2 separate regions of the Homo sapiens genome follow, and region 1 is linked to region 2. Evidence: read pairs that join two places in POLR2A ChIA-PET (ENCODE). Cell type or tissue: endothelial cell of umbilical vein. All regions are shown on one strand. Region 1 overlaps TCF4 (transcription factor 4). Region 2 overlaps LOC105372130 (a long non-coding RNA gene).

Region 1 (8,000 bases), 380 kb before region 2:
AAACAATTTAAGAAGTATCTCTTATCAAATAGTCATAATTTTATTTGAGCTTTAAAAAAAGCATGGCAGAGGTCTAAAAATATAGAAATACAGATCTGCTACTAGAAAAGTGTGACCATGTCTACTGCAGACCTTTTTTGGAATCAAGTTAAAATAAATATTTTGTGTGGTGGTAAGCCATGTGGATCTTGTTGTAAGTAATAAGCAATTGATATTTACAACAAAGCTTACATAAACTAAGTTAAATTGCTATGAAAATAGAGCTGGGATTTTTTTAGGTAATGAGTAAATGGATGATTAAATTATAAAATTACCTAAACTTGTTCTTCTTGCTCAAAAAATTGCAATAAAAATTTCATTTTGAATTGTATTTTCTTCCTCCTTATATTTCAGAAAAAAGGCTATTCATCAAAATGTTTCATAAGGACCATGAAAACATTTAGTCAAGATAAATCTTCTAAGAAGAGTAAATCCTAAACTGACCACTAAAAACAGAAAATTAAATAGAATAAAACTAAATTCCTAATTCCCAAGTTTTGTTTATTGGGAAAGAAAGGAAAATTATTTTTATATTTCTGAATGTATCACGACATAGCAGCAACACCTAAATTGTCTTAACAGCAAAGAAAACACTGTACCAGTAAAATTTTCTAAAGGGGCCAGTTAGCTATAGGGAAATACTTAAACATTTACAACGAATTATGAAAATTGTTGTTGACAGTGATTAAGCAGATACATACCATCCAATGCCACACCAATGCACTCCTTAGAAATTGTCTAGATTTCTGCCTAATCTTAGCATTGGATAAAACAAGTTAATTTGAATATGAAGCATAAGGAGGGTATGATAGCTTTAAGTTTTTTATGGCTTTTATAGGACAGTTATTCCATTGTTTCAGAACATTCAAAGGTCCACCAAATGCATTTAATATTGTCCATATTAAGTTCAGGCATGTTTAAAATGTAAACAGCTGTTAGGACTGTATCATTTGAAGTTGTCATAAAACCTATTAAAAGCTAAAGTTTCATCAACATTAAATCCACCCCTAACTTCAAGCTTAAAATATGCTTATAAAATCCTTTGGGCATATTAGTCAATTTCAATACAACACAGAAATTCAAACAATAAACAACTGAGTACAATTTTAAGTGACTTATTGCTAGTTGAAAGTGACTATACACCATTGGCAATCTTATTTACACAATATTTTTCTATATTTATGAATAATTTTGTGATGCTTCTTCAACATCACCAACTCTATGATAATCAGCATACAAAATTTACTCTTTTTCCTGATAAGACTTATTCTGATATATTCATTTAATAATTGTTTGGATGAGCTGAACTGAAATCAAGTCAAATACACAGGTGTTTGGGTTAATCTAATCTTAGCACATTTGCAAGACCTATTATTCTTCTAATACATTAAAAATGAAATGAAACTAATATGCAAGCATTGATTGGTAATATACTTTAAGAAATCTAAATATGATTTTATATTAAAGTATAAAAACAATAAGTCTCAGCATTCTTTTCAAAGAATACTAGTACTCTACAGAATTAAATCAAAACTTTATATCACAGCAAGGAAGAATGAAAAAAAGGAGGAAGGATAAAGAAACAAAGAAAGAAGAGAGGAAACTATGTTTTCATTTTATATGAGGAGAAAATTACTAGAAATGGACTAGTCCTAAATAAAATTAAATACAATTATCTAGGAACGTAAGAATTCAAAATATGATATCATGTATTGAGTTGTGATCACAACCAACTTTTGCTGTACTAGGGACCTGGGGGTGGGTGGGGGATATCAGCAACTTCTGCATAGAGCTCCAGCTGTTAAAAAGACCCAGAATGCTCTTGGTTACAGCTGACTACTTCTAGTTGTCACCTGGTAGTAAAGACACAAATGGCTACTGATGCAGCTACCTTTGCAGCCTTTATTCAGCAACCTCTCCAGAAAATAGAGACATTCTTCCTGCACTCTGGGCTGAAACCCATGTAAATTTTTCCTAAATCCTCTCCACAAATCTCCTTTCGCATGCAAATCCATAAATCATCATAATACTGACAAAGAATTTAACCAACACATGAAACTAATACTCATTCTCTTGCAAGCCCTGTACAGGTAAAACTCCTCAAACTTCAGGCACCTTTTCAAGGCTCTCTTTAGAGCTTAACCTGCTGAATATCAACATAACCACCCAGTCTTCCAGGATGTGCAATTAATCACTCCAATGTGGGTCAGGTGGCTGGATGTGCAGGTCATTTCTACCTCATCCACCTTCTAGATAAACGTGCTGCTCTGGGCGCATGGAAACTCATTTACTTCTATCTCCTTCCCATCAATACAAAACAGAACAAAATAAGCAATATACAAAGCAGAAACAAGCAGTACTTACTGAAGATGGCAAACCTGGAGGAACTTTTCGAACTTTCTTTGTCTGTACCTCTGAAAGAAAATGAAGATGCTTTCAGCTCCCAAATGCCCATTTTCCTAACTAAGATAGGTTAAACCACAAAGACTTCTAGATGATACCACATTTCCTTAAATCATTACCTTAGCAAACTGTAGTTACCACGATCACATTCGATTCTAGCAGAAATCAAATTCTGCTTTGTTCATAAAAATGAAGATATTTAACTTTTTGCTACTTTGATCTTTTAATAGCTTCCTTATGGGTGCAGCTAAGAGAAAACTAGACATAAGCAGACACCAAAAAAGTTCTGCTACCATAAGCTGTTAACGTACCTACTCAGTGTACTAGGGGGGAAGTCTCCAGGCTGACAACTGAGCCAAATTTTATGGTTTTCTTGGGGTGGGAGGTAGGATGGGGGGGCGATATTTTAAAGAAAGAAAGAAAAAAAGAAAAAGGCATAATCATCCCTCAGGCATTCAAACAAAGGAATACCTTACCCATGGCACTACTGTGAAGAGGCCTCCTTCGGGGATTATTGCTAGAATACTGATAGTACTGGGAACCAGGTTTGGTGGGCGAAAGGGTTCCTGGGTTGCCCATATCCATGTCACCTCCAAGGAGACTCTGCTAAAAGGTTAAAAAGGGAAAACAAACATATAAGGTTAATTTTTTACTTTCACCACCTCCCAACTGATTGTTAGTACTTAAACCAATGCAATAAAGCAAACAGCATCTGCTAAGCTGAGACAATTAAAACAAAACAAAAACCCAAAAGAAAGGCAGTCTAAGAAGCTATCACAAAGTTTGTGAATTTTTAATTCTTTACTTTTAGGAGGAAAGTAGATGATTCCCTTTAAACAATATTTTTTTAAGTCTTTTAAGATGACTCACGTTTTCATTTCACAAAACAAATGGCATTTATATAAGACTAATGTTTCCTTTCTCTAGACTGAGGCTCATATCTGGGAACTATTCATCCCCTTCCTTAACAAGAAGAACCTCATTTTGTGAACGCACACAACTTCCCCTGGCTGCATACACTGGGGGTAAGTGTAGCCTATGAACTCGACTGAGAACCCTGCCTCTCTGTACCGCATATCATGATTCTCCACGAACTGACATAGCACCCACAGAAGAGAAAATGCCAACTGAACCAAGAGGAAATTCAAATCCTCACACTAACTCTCAAAATTACAGAAATAGCAGATATTCCAAGCTAACAGCCACAAAGGACTTCAGAATGCCCTCTTGAGGTCTATCGGAAGCTAAGACACATCCCACAGATTAAACATTTACCTGAACACTAGAAAACTTCCACAATAACCTATCACAGTGTGACAATTATTAAACTTCTAAAAATGATGACATCAGAAAGATTATATAATATTACATTTTCTAAAAACTACATAGAAACTTACCCATAATATATAAATCGCTTGATTATACTCTGCATTGAACACATTGTTCTTTTAATTATTCTGATATGCAATAAAACAAGAGTAGATAGTACCATTTATATTAAGAACAAATTTACTATTTAATAAAGAAATTTTAAAATTAAGTACTAAAAATCTAACTTTATCGTTACTTGTAATCAACTTTTACTGACTGAACTAATTACTGTCCTTGATAAAGTACAGAATGTGTTTTCCCTAATCTAAATTCTAATCACCATGTCACTCACAACAGACTTAGGGATGCTTCACTAACACACTATTCACATGCAAAATACTCTAAATAGGCCAATTATGACTCTGCCCCTGTTCCCTGGTTAACCCGCTGAGAACTGAAAAATTTCACAAGGCAGTCACCAACTAAAACAAAGGGTCCTTGTTTTAAATTAAGACAGTCTTTTTGATTCCTAAATAGCTCAACAAAGTGGCATGTCTTCTAGTGAAAGCAGTTGGTCAAATATGACCCATAAGCTGGAAAATCAAAAATTCAAACCTCCCCTTTCCACCGCCATATAGCTAAATATCATAAAGAGAACCTCTCTATTCCAAGGGGTTTTTCTGAGTGTTGGATGAGTCATATATAAAGGACTAATCAGCTACTGACAAGCTCGCCTTTACTGATTCCAGTTTAAGACTTTTTCAAGAGATATGTAATAAACATTACTTCAAAATACAACTTCAAGGATGAGATTTCAGATTGAAAGCACATTTTGAGTAATAAACTCATTGCTAGTATCTTAATGTTTACCACATAAATACCTGATAAAACCAGATTTATCAGATAAAAATCTGACATCTGCATGCTCAACTATTGCCTCTTTTGAACTTATGAGACATATTAAAACACTACACAATGACAAACTAAAACATAAGGCTTATTATAATAAAGTTTTGCATAAATCAGAAATCTAGTAACAAATAATTTATCATTTAGGAGTGGCATTCAAAAGTTTTTGAATCTCAACCTAAATTTCACTCTTCGCATTTCTTATTAACAAAGAAAGTTACAGTGAAGTCTGTGTCCAAGTTTTCTTTGAAATTTCCATCAATAAAGCTGTGAATGATTTGAAATCACAACCTCCTTACAGTTTGGTAAATCTACGAATGAGTCTTCATTTCATTGGAAAGAGGAGTTTGAAAATAACTTTGTATTCTAGACACAAATCACCCCTATTTCTTCATTTTTCTTTCTCTAGAAGTATATTAAATATTCAGAAAACGGCTAAGCAAATATGTTGAAATGCTTGCTTGTGTTTTTAAATGAGTTTAACCATTGGTTAATTCCTCTTGGTCCTGGTGGCAAAGGTTTTCACTCTCAAGAAATTAAATGCATTCAAGGGGTCAACCTAAAAACACACACTTGCTATACTGTCTTTTAGCAGCATTCACAATAGAGCTGTGAAAAATATAAAATAACTACAAAACAGCTACAGGCTGTGGTTGACCTTATTGTTGTTAACTTAAAAGAAAATAATTTCATGGGCCAGTCATAATAAATCACGCATCCAACTCTTACATATGCAGGCGCAAGGACTATGTGCAGTAACATAGCACTAGGACCAGATAGCACTTACAAACCTTTAGTGGTTCCTGTTAATCTTTATTTTTTTCACAAAGCACATTCCTGTTTCTTTCTCCTTAGACCTGTTTGTTCCTATTTCTTTCTCACTTGGACAATAGAATCATTCTTCTAAAGCAACAAAAATAAACATTTCCTCACATTTAAGGGGGCCCTAAACACCTCCTTAGGGAAAATGAAGATAAAAATATATGTGTTCTTATTGTAGAGTATACTTATAAAGCGAACAATGACCATTTACTATTGTCTGGCCTTTACGTCAGATACTTAACTCTCTGTAGCAATGAGAAAGATAAATTTTCCACTGGCTGAAAAACCTGAGTTTATGAATTTTAAAAAGTGAATGGCGTTTGATTTAAAGTAAATTAAATTTTGCACAAAATGGATAAGGTATTTGTTTATATTATGAATTTACCTGCATATATAGATATAGCTCTGAAGACAAGTTTCTGCTTAATAAAAGTTAAGCTTGAAAACTACATCTACTTTCAAAATGGGCAAATTCATCCTGGCCTTAAATAGGATTATAATGGTTTTAGGTTTTTCACATTGTGCAAGCTCATGTTCTGCGGTTATGCTGGGTCCCAGTAGTAGGCTGCCCGAATCTGCCAGGAAACACTGGAGGCAGATGTGGCATCTGGCAGAGCTAACCTGTAAATCTTAAACCCATAGTTTAGCATTTTGCTTAACTGTCCACAGTGTGATGAGACAAGCCCTTCCCCTTACTCGCTCCTAATTTTTTTTCCCAAAAGACCTAAAATACTGTAACCAAAGAATAAAACACACTGACTTTATCAACCAGGTTGGAATGTTTTGGGGTTCACCCTCTGCAGCCAATTCCCCTGCAAATGGCCATTCCTAACTTGGCCATTCAAATCCCCAAATACAGCACTCTGTGAGTGTCTTTTTCAATTAAAATTTTGTTGTTTGTTTTACATCGGATTTGTTTGTTTTACATCAGATATAGGTCTCAGAATGTCTTTCGAACACATTCTCAACCCTGCCCCCATTCCTTTTCAGGGGAGCTTCTTAACAGCCTTGATCAACCACTGAACTTTGCTTATACAACCAAGAAAGCAAACCATGAATTAAACTTGAGTAACAGAAAAGCAGCATATATCTCAAATTAGATTTATAACTGAATGGTAATCAAAAATAGAACTCACTGCTTGAAGCTTAAATTATCAACTTTTTTCTAGTTAAACTAAAATCATCTTGCTCTGAACTATTATTTCATTTCAGTCAGCACTTTAAATGTAATGGGTGGGTGGTACATTTCTAAAAAGGAAGATTATATTTACACTTAATTATAGATATGACTGAGATCAGAGTACGATGAATACTGCTTTTTTGGCTTATAATTAATGCATCTAATAGGTGAATGACCTTGAATTTCAGAGTTGGAAACTGGAAGAGGGGAAAAAAGAAGTAGGAGAAAGAAAATCTCTGGAGAAAAGCAAATGTGCCCCTGGTTTCTCAGGGCTTTCTCGATTCTGCGTCACTCCCATTACGTTGTGATCCGGTATCAGACACAACATCTTGGGGGGATGTTGCAGAACAGAGAAAAGCAGTCTCAGATGAAACCAGATTAAGCTCTTTTTCTGAACTATTGCCAAATGCTTGTGAGTCTAATTCATGTTTGGGTATTCTAGTACTCACACAGCTGCAATTCCATTCTTTCATCACAAACCTAAGTGATGTATAGTGGCTTTGTATGGTGAACTGACTCTATAAAGCCAGGATTTTTTAAAATGTTAATATGGAAAAAAATTCTGAACCACTATAAAACTTATGAATGCAAAATATATGTGTAGGTATCTACCAGACTTTGTGGCATTAAATGCAAAATACACATTGAGTGAAATTACAAGTTAGATTTGTTTAAAATACCTTTTATCACAACCTAGGTCATTTCTACATAGCTAATTCTGCACAGAATCGGGTTTTCAAAGACACTGCTGAATAAGATTCCTAACAGCCATGGGGAAGTTTCTGTAAATCCCTGTCGAATAGTTGCTGCTGAATGTGCCATTCTGACCACAGAAGGGCCATTGCTGACTTACTACAGTAGCAGGAGGGGGGCGATAATTTTGCTGCTGTTGGCACTTACTCTGCAACCTAGAATATATCTCGCACCAAAGGGCAATGAAGAACACAGTATTTCCACCTGTCCACTTTTGAACTTCAAAGCTCAAAATTGAAGGTCAGTCTTTGGACAGTCTTCTTTCCTGATTCCTGAAGGTCCAAGAGTACACCTTTATAATTTATTTTTATTTCTGTCCTATGCTTGGTTTCAACAAAAGAGGACTTGGGTAACTTACAAAGACCAAGATATCTTGCAAATCAGGGACTTAAAAAACTGCTGTGCTGCAGAGAAATACAAATTACTGAAATTATTATTTAGCAAACATTTTTAAAGGTTTTTTGTCAGTGTTTTTTATTTCTACATTAAACATATCATGCACATTGTGTCTGTAACAAGTCAGAAGTAGAAGTCAAATCTATTAAGGAAAGAGGGAGGGCTTTAAGGTCAGACCAATCTGGTT
Region 2 (8,000 bases):
TAATACGTAGAGTATGTACAATTACATGGCTATTGTAGTTGGTTGTTATTACTACTACTAATTGTTATGGGTTGAATTGTATCTCCCAAAAAGACATGTTGAAATCCTCACCTCTAATACTGTATGTGACTTATTTGGAAATAGGGTGGTTGTAGATGTAATTAGTTAAGGTGAGATCACACTGGAGTAGGGTGGGGCACTTAATCTGATATGACTGGTGTCCTTATAAGAACGAAGGGGATATGAAGACAGGCACACAAGAAGGATGCTGTGTGATGAAGAGGCAGAGATTGGAATGGTGCAGCTGCAAGCCAAGGAACCCCAAGGATTGCTGGCCTCCTGGAAGAGACAGGAGAGAATTCTACCAGAGTTTTGGAGGGTGCATGGCCCTGTTGGCACCTTGATTTCAGACTTCCAGCCTCCAGAACTCAGAGAATAAATTTCTGTTTATTTTCGCTATCCAAAGTACTTTGTAGCAATAGTCCTAGGAAACCAATCCAATGACACTAAAGCTATAGATTTCACAAAACAGAAATCACCCACATAACAAATTCTTCCCCTTTCTCTTTTTTCTGCTTAACCCAACTTTCCTAACACCTCCTTAGTTCTCCATGCTCCTCTTTGTACTCATTTTATTTTTCCCTTATATCTTTTCTTTTTTTTTTTTTTTGAGACAGAGTCTTGCTCTGTCGCCCAGGCTGGAGTACAGTGGCGTGATCTCGGCTCACTGCAACCTCCGCCTCCCGGGTTCAAGCTATTCTCATGCCTCAGCCTCCAGAGTATCTGGGATTACAGGTGCGCACCACCACACCCGGCTAATTTTTGTATTTTTAGTAGAGGTGGGTTTTCACTACGTTGGCCAGGCTGGTCTCAAACTCCTGACCTCAAGTGGTCAGCCTGCCTCAGCCTCCCAAAATGCTGGGATTACAGGCATGAGCCACTGCACCTGGCCCCTTATATCTTTTCTAAGTTTAAAATCGTATGTTAAAAGACACTGGCTTTAAAATATGGTTTAAAAAAAGCAATTTAGCAAACAAAAAAAGCCCACCAACTAAACAACAGGACAAAACAAGAAAGGACCATGTGAGAGGTAGAAAGGGTAATTTTGCTAAGCCTGAAGGTTTGGGAAAAGAATAGATGAGTGAATAACATGAAGTAAATAGAAGTTGGACATGAAAACCATTATTTAGATGAGTACACAAATGAAACCTTCCCTTAACCGATTCTCGCAAGCCTGTGTTTAGGAAGGGAATTTTTATATTATAATTTCTACATGCTGAGTATAGTATAGAAACTAAATTTCTTCTCATTTGTTTTTCGAGATTAGTTTCTAAATTTTGTTCACTTGTGCATTTTGGAAACATTTGGGTTAGTTTTCGCAGGACAAGTCTTAACCCTTTCATAAATGAACACATGAGAATAGAAGGGTACTTTTTTGCCTGTCTCCCCAGGAAAAGTAACTACAAGCAAGACACAAAGTCTTACGAGAAGGGACAAGGCAAGCCCCTCAAGCAAATGATTCACATTCCACTCTTATGCTTCCCCTAAATCCTGGAGTGTTCTTCATCTTCAACTTCCCAGGTTCAGACTGGCAGTTTGGATTCCTTTGGTGTCTCTTTGAATCACTGGAGGATTTAGTCTTGAACATATGAGCTGTGGGAATATGCAGTGTAGATAGCAAATTTACATACGTATATATTTAATATATATTAAATTATTAAAATAATTTAAACATATTTATATGTTTAAATACATATAATATGCATGCGTATGTATATATATGTTTTTAAATTGTATTATTCTGATCATGTAATTCTAGTCCCAATTTACTAAAAAATACTGGTTTGATTTTCTTCTTTATTTTTTACTTTTTCTTTTCTTTCTCTGCCTCTATCTCCCCACTTTATTTTTCAGGAAAGGATGGAAAAGTAGGGGTGGAGGGCGAAGAGGTTGGAGAGGAGAAGGAGGCAGGGCCTGCAAACAAAATACATGAATTTAACACTTAATTATAGTTAAAGTAAGCACTATTTTGGGTCATAGGAAAACATGCTCAACGCTTCAATATAAATATTTGTAAGGGCATTGCCTACCATTTTTTATAATTATAATAAAAATTATCTTATGGTACAGCAAAAAAATTACATAAGACTGATTACTGTCCTTGAGATATCTTTTAAAAAATCAAGTATGTAGGCAGATCTAGGAATTTAAAAAAATACAGTATGCTGCTGTATTGACATCTTAACATGCAGACAATCAGATGTAATATACAAGTTTGCCTTAATTTCTGGAACATGTACATTCTTGAAAACTTCATTATTCACTGAACAAACACTTATTTGACACTTCGCATTATTTTAAGGGCCTTACAAATATTTAGTTATTTAATTTTTCTAACAATTTCATGAGTTAGGTATTATTACGCTGTATTTTAAGACAGGGAAACTGAGAAACAAAGAGGTTAAGGAACTTACCCAAGGTCACACAGCCAAGTACGGGACTCGAACCCTGGCAATCTGGCTCCATGGCTGTGCCCTTAACCACTGTGCTATGCCACATCTCACAAATCACATTTTTATTAGTCAAAATTTTTATTTCTATTTTCTTATTAGGAGAAATCCCATGGTAAATTGGAAACACAAAAGACCATTTTGTTAAGTGGATTTTTACCCATCAAATTCATCTTACATGAAAACTACTTTTTCATGATGGTTTCTCTTAAAACAAGATCTAAGTATAATTTCAAATATTATCTTTGTAATAGATACAAAATGCAAGCATACAGAATTTTCCCTTTGACATAACAAATAATTTTGATAATCACATACAGCAGACTCCTGTCTGCCATAAAGATGCAAAGCCTTATATCTGAACTTTGTGTTTAAAAATTCTAAAATTTCTTTGGCATTTCTATGCTTCATTTGAATCATGCAATATGTGATATTAAGAAGTGCTGGCTCTCAGTTTGGCCCTTTCTTTAAGAAAGGTAACCTTATCCACAGTTCTCATTTTTTTCCCTTCCCCTCTGGGTTATTTTCCTGTGGAGTAAGGGAATCATCAAGGAAGACTGCCACGTGGTAACAGAGAGCAATTTCAAACACACCCACCAGTGATGATCAGGCCACCAATGATGAGGTGACTTTCCATTTATGACTCGATAAGGACAAGTAGTATCCTTGTGTACGGATAGTGCATGTTGTAACATAGAAACTGAGAGCTCGGTTTTGAATCCAAGGCAATTTTGACTGGCTGCTAGTGCAAAAATATGAATAGTTACACTTGCAGCCAGATGACAGAGAGATGATACACATCTAGTCATATCTATATATGAAAAACCTTGTTTGGGGAATTTATAAAAAAATCACCAGAATTTCCCTACAGTTTCTAGGTGTTTTCTTTCCTATGAAACACACACAGATGCTTTTCTGTTGCTCTTGGACAAAAAGCATATGCAATGAGAACGTGTATGCTTTTCTTTCACTGCACATGCTATTTTAATGATTGGAAGTTTAGTAGAATTGCTAGGATTTGTTTGGTGCTGGATATCTTTAGGTATAAAAAGGAGAGGCGTCAGACACAGAGCTGGAGAGACTGATCTTATTCATCAAGACCCAAATTTTTTTAAAAAAAGTATTACTTTCCCTCTATGCTGTCTCCCCCACCTCAAAGAAACAACATCCTAAAACCACAAACCCTTATCTCCACTCCCATAGGACTGTGGGAGTTAGATGACTCAGGTCTTCAAAAAGAAAACACAACATCTTAGAGAACAAGCTGTTTCTTTTAGTTGGAACAACAAGACAATAGCAAACAATAATACATAATAATAGCCAAGGTAATGCCATGAGCATATGACCTCACTCCCATTGTGATTTTCCTTAAGGACTTTTCTGGGAAGGTCCCAAGAGCAGATTTTTCTAAACAGCTGTGCAATATTCTCCAGAAAGGCCCAGGTCTTTTACTTCTCCTCTTTTCATGAGTGCACTGTGATTGGAAGGAGACCAACTGAGTGAGGGTGTCATCTTCAACAATCACCAGGCTTTCACTACAGATTTCAAAAGAATGTAGCCCAACCACAGTAAGCCCTGATACAGGAGTCCTGAGAAAGATCCATTGGATTTTTGAATTATAGCTTCAGTTCTATAAAAAGTAGCAACTGTACCCACTGACAAAGCAGGCCAGTTCTCCAGTAATTTTAGCCCATGGTGTGTTACTTCTCATGTTGGCAGTTACCCGCTAGTGACCTGCTTGCTCTGGTTTTAGTAGTAGCTTTGAGCTGAGCTGGTTGATGTTGATTGAGGTATGAGAGAGGACAATTTTCAACTGCTGAAATGATGCAATGATGGCCAAGAATCAGCAAATTCCTTTCCTTCTTGAGGAGATTGGCTATTGGTTCATTTATGGCTGAGAAATTGGAGATGATCATTTCTGATGAGTCCTGGGAACACTAGTGACATCTGGGCCGCTTGGATAGTCTAGGACTTCTCCCTCCAGGACTGCTAATACCACAATGGGCAAGGTAAGGAGGCCGACATTCCTGCAATGGCCCATAGCCAGACTTTTACAGTTGGTCTCAATCTGATCAAATATAGGGTTCCTATGAGTCCTCACCCAAGAAACAAATACAGATACCATTTAGGTCAATAATAACCCTTCTGTTTGGGAAATTAAGCATCACCTTCGTTAGCTATGGGGCCCCATTTCACAAAGCATGACTGTGTGAACTGGTCTGGGTGTTGCAGGTTGATTTTCCCAGGAAGCAGACATTGAGATGGAGGTTGGCATGCAGGAATTTATTAGGCACTGTTTTGGGATCAACACCTAGGGGAGGAAAGGTAAGGAGGAGTAGGGAAGGATTTGGAAGGAGTAGTTGGGTTGTGATGCTGTCTCAGTGTAGGCTTCAGCCAATCTTATGGAGTCTGGAGGATGGGAAGACCCTTCAGAGTTTCCCATATTGGGATGAGGGGCCAGACATCAAACCCCTACTTCGGCCTATTGATTTGGGGGCAGAGGCCATTAAAAAAAATACTCAGATCTGTGTTTGCTGCCGGAACTGGGGCTGTGTATAACGTGGAAAATTAGATGGAAGTCAAAGGTGAACTTGATAAGCTCAGAGAATTTACTGGCATTTTCAAAATACATTGGAGGGTCAGAAGCAGGAAGGTGATGAAGTGATGCAGGTACACAATATAGAGCCTTAACCTGTACAGAGAATGGTTGGTGTTTACTATGCATAGGTGTTATCATGGGCAATATTCTAGGCATCATAATTAAATTATTATTTGTAATATGATTAAATTTTTAAATTCTTACAACAACTTAATGACATATATATAACTGTTCCCATCTTTTTACAGTTGGGGAAACTGATGCAGGGTTTGTAGACAGTAAAGACAAGGTGCTACCTTGGAAATCTGGACACATGGCCCAGGCTCTTGACCACTGTCTTATATTGGCTCTCCTGATGCACTTGCCCTTGCCTTTCATGCATGCCCTTCAGGGTTACATGTGACTGGACTCCATTAGGGTGGAAGAGGGTTAACAGAACTTGCAAACAATGATGTGCAGAAATGGAACAACTAGAGTGGGACTATGTCAGGGTGAGGAGGCCTGGTACTGGGAGAAACAGGATCTCATGATCCTAGAGAGGATGAAATCCAGGGTACAGGTGAAGGAATTAAATATAACAGGAAGGGACAGGATACTTACGGAGTAGGAATAAGAATAGGTCTTGTCATCTCTTAAGGACAGATAATGTTTGGCTGTGTCCCCAACCAAATCTCATTTTGAATTGTAGCTCTCCTGATTCCCATGTGTTGTGGGAGGGGCACAGAGGGAGATAATTGAATCATGGGAGCAGTTCCCCCATGCTGTTTTCATGGTAGTGAATAAGTCTCATGAGATCTGGTGGTTTTATAAGGGATTTCCGCTTTTGCTGGGCCCTCATTCTCTCTTACCTGCTGCCATGTAAGACGTGCATTTCACCTTCTGCCGTGATTGTGAGGCCTCCCCAGCCACGTGGAACTGTGAGTCCATTAAACCTCTTTTTCTTTATAAATTACCCAGTCTCAAGTATGTCTTTATCAGCAGCATGAAAATAGACTAATACAAGGACACACTGATGTAAATTTCTTTCATTTATGTGTCAATCACTTCCATCCATAATGTTGTTCTTGGTCTACTCTGGAGTCAGGCTTCTTAGGTTTGGCTGTTTCTAGCACAACTTTCTGAGATTCCACTTCTTCATCTATAAAATAGGATGGGGATTGAATAAAAGAATTCATCTGAAGTGCCTAGTACTGTGCCCAGTGCACCTAAGGCCCTGAATAAATAATGCCTATTTCCTCTCTTTAGTCATCCTCTGCTCTCCCCCATTCTATCTTTCTGTATATAATAGATGTCCGGTAGATATGTGATGATTGGCTAGGTCAAGTCTAGTCCTGTATTAATGTCTACATTCCTGTAGGCTCCATTAGGAAACTGAGCAAATTAACATATTCACAAGTGTCCCTTCATCTCCTTCCATCGAGGAGCAGCTGGTAACTAACTGCATTAGAGGCAAAGTCAAGCCTGGTGTTGACAGACACAGATTCTGCACGAGCTTTAGCAGCCGTGTCAGCACTAGACACCCAAGATGACAATTAGGAAAAAGAACAAACAACTTCAGGGAAAAAGTGTTCTTAAAAGTAGTGAGCGGCAGAGTAAACAAGCAAACAGATATAAAGGAATCAATCACTCAATCACCACTGATAGCCTGCACTGTCTGGGGGATATTATCTGTTGGATGCAGCTGTGGAAAGGTGATCTCAAGACTAGCTTTGGATTCCCAGGCCTGTCTTAGGCCCCTTCTCTAGTCCTAAGAAAAATCATTTCACCTCCTTTTTGCTTTCAGTTTCATTAATAACAGCTCACCATTATTGAGCATGTACTATATGGCAGGCATTGTTTGATTTTAATTGTAACTGTAAAAAGGAGGTACTATTGTTTAGTTCAAAGGCACATGTGGGGAAAGTGAGTCACAGAGATGTTGAACAATGCTGGCATTCAAAGCAGGACAGTTTGGTTCCACAGTTCATGTGCATAAACACCAAGCTTTATTGTCTCTTATGTGCTCAAAGGACAAGTGAAACTTCACAAAATGAGTGAAGCAAATTTGTTATTGAGTGTTTGGAACTATGCTTGGAGTCCTTGCATTTAAAGGCTGAACAATGTTAACAACTGTTAAGTGGGAAGGGTAGACTAACTTCTTCAAGTGCTTGTAACTACAAGCATGGTCCTGATGCATTTCAGTCTATTAGATGAAGTGACCTAATCTATCCTTAATACTGTATTGAAAATTACGATCGGGGATTCGTACATTGCTCATCTCGAGCTGGTGAGTGCCCAGAACAGTTTTCTTTATTCTCACAAGACTAGAATTTAATGGAACCAGCCCTCCAACTACCATGAAAGCTTCAAGACGAGGTACAACATCAGTGCACACCTGCATGTCATCAGTGAAGTCATTAAGTGAGCAGACAAGAACAGCCTGCCATCATGCCTGTTTATTGTCAACACTGAAGAGGTATTGACAGTGTTGAGACAGGCTGTCACTGAGGAAGCTGAGATTGAATCAACAACCAGCAGAACATCCACCCCAATGGAAACCCTTTCCTTGAGAAGCATCAAAACAAAATGTACAGAGGGCCCATGTATTCAGGGAATCTCCCATTTTGCTTGCTCAGACACAAAGGACATGGGTTACATGAAAAGCAGATAAAGTATTGCATGGCTGCATGAAGAAATGACTGCTGAGCTGAGTTAAAACTCAGAATGTAAGTGGGTTCAGCATCTATTTCTGTGATTTATTTATTATTTATTGAATCTTCCATCCCTCATATCTACACATCAAATAGGGAACACTAAAAAGCCATGTTATGGCCAGGCGTGGTGGGTCACACCTGTAATCCCAGCACTTTGGGAGGCAGAGGAGGGTGGATCACCTGAGGTCGGGAGTTCGA

What was found. ChIA-PET counts read pairs that join two places held together with the same protein. Peaks named below come from ENCODE experiments on the same cell type or tissue, not always from the same donor. Only the 100,000 strongest peaks of a DNase experiment are listed, where the experiment ranks them.
Region 1: POLR2A ChIA-PET joins it to region 2 with 8 read pairs; 1 of 35 experiments calls an interaction of 5 or more read pairs at or near these places.

What each region holds. Positions count from the first base shown.
Region 1 is chr18:55,347,956-55,355,955 of GRCh38, forward strand. TCF4 (transcription factor 4) reads right to left here. Exons shown (of 20, transcript NM_001083962.2): 7 at 2,919-3,048; 8 at 2,404-2,453. Among named protein-coding and RNA genes, the nearest start is that of TCF4-AS1, 100 kb to the right of the region's middle. RefSeq lists enhancers at 2,418-3,113, 3,492-4,858, 3,745-4,584. In endothelial cell of umbilical vein, no CTCF peak of the experiment used is centred here; a DNase peak (open chromatin) is centred at 3,429; H3K27ac peaks cover 659 bases.
Region 2 is chr18:55,728,622-55,736,621 of GRCh38, forward strand. All of the region lies in intron 2 of LOC105372130 (a long non-coding RNA gene), which reads left to right. Among named protein-coding and RNA genes, the nearest start is that of LINC01415, 49 kb to the right of the region's middle. In endothelial cell of umbilical vein, no CTCF peak of the experiment used is centred here; a DNase peak (open chromatin) is centred at 6,970; H3K27ac peaks cover 1,505 bases.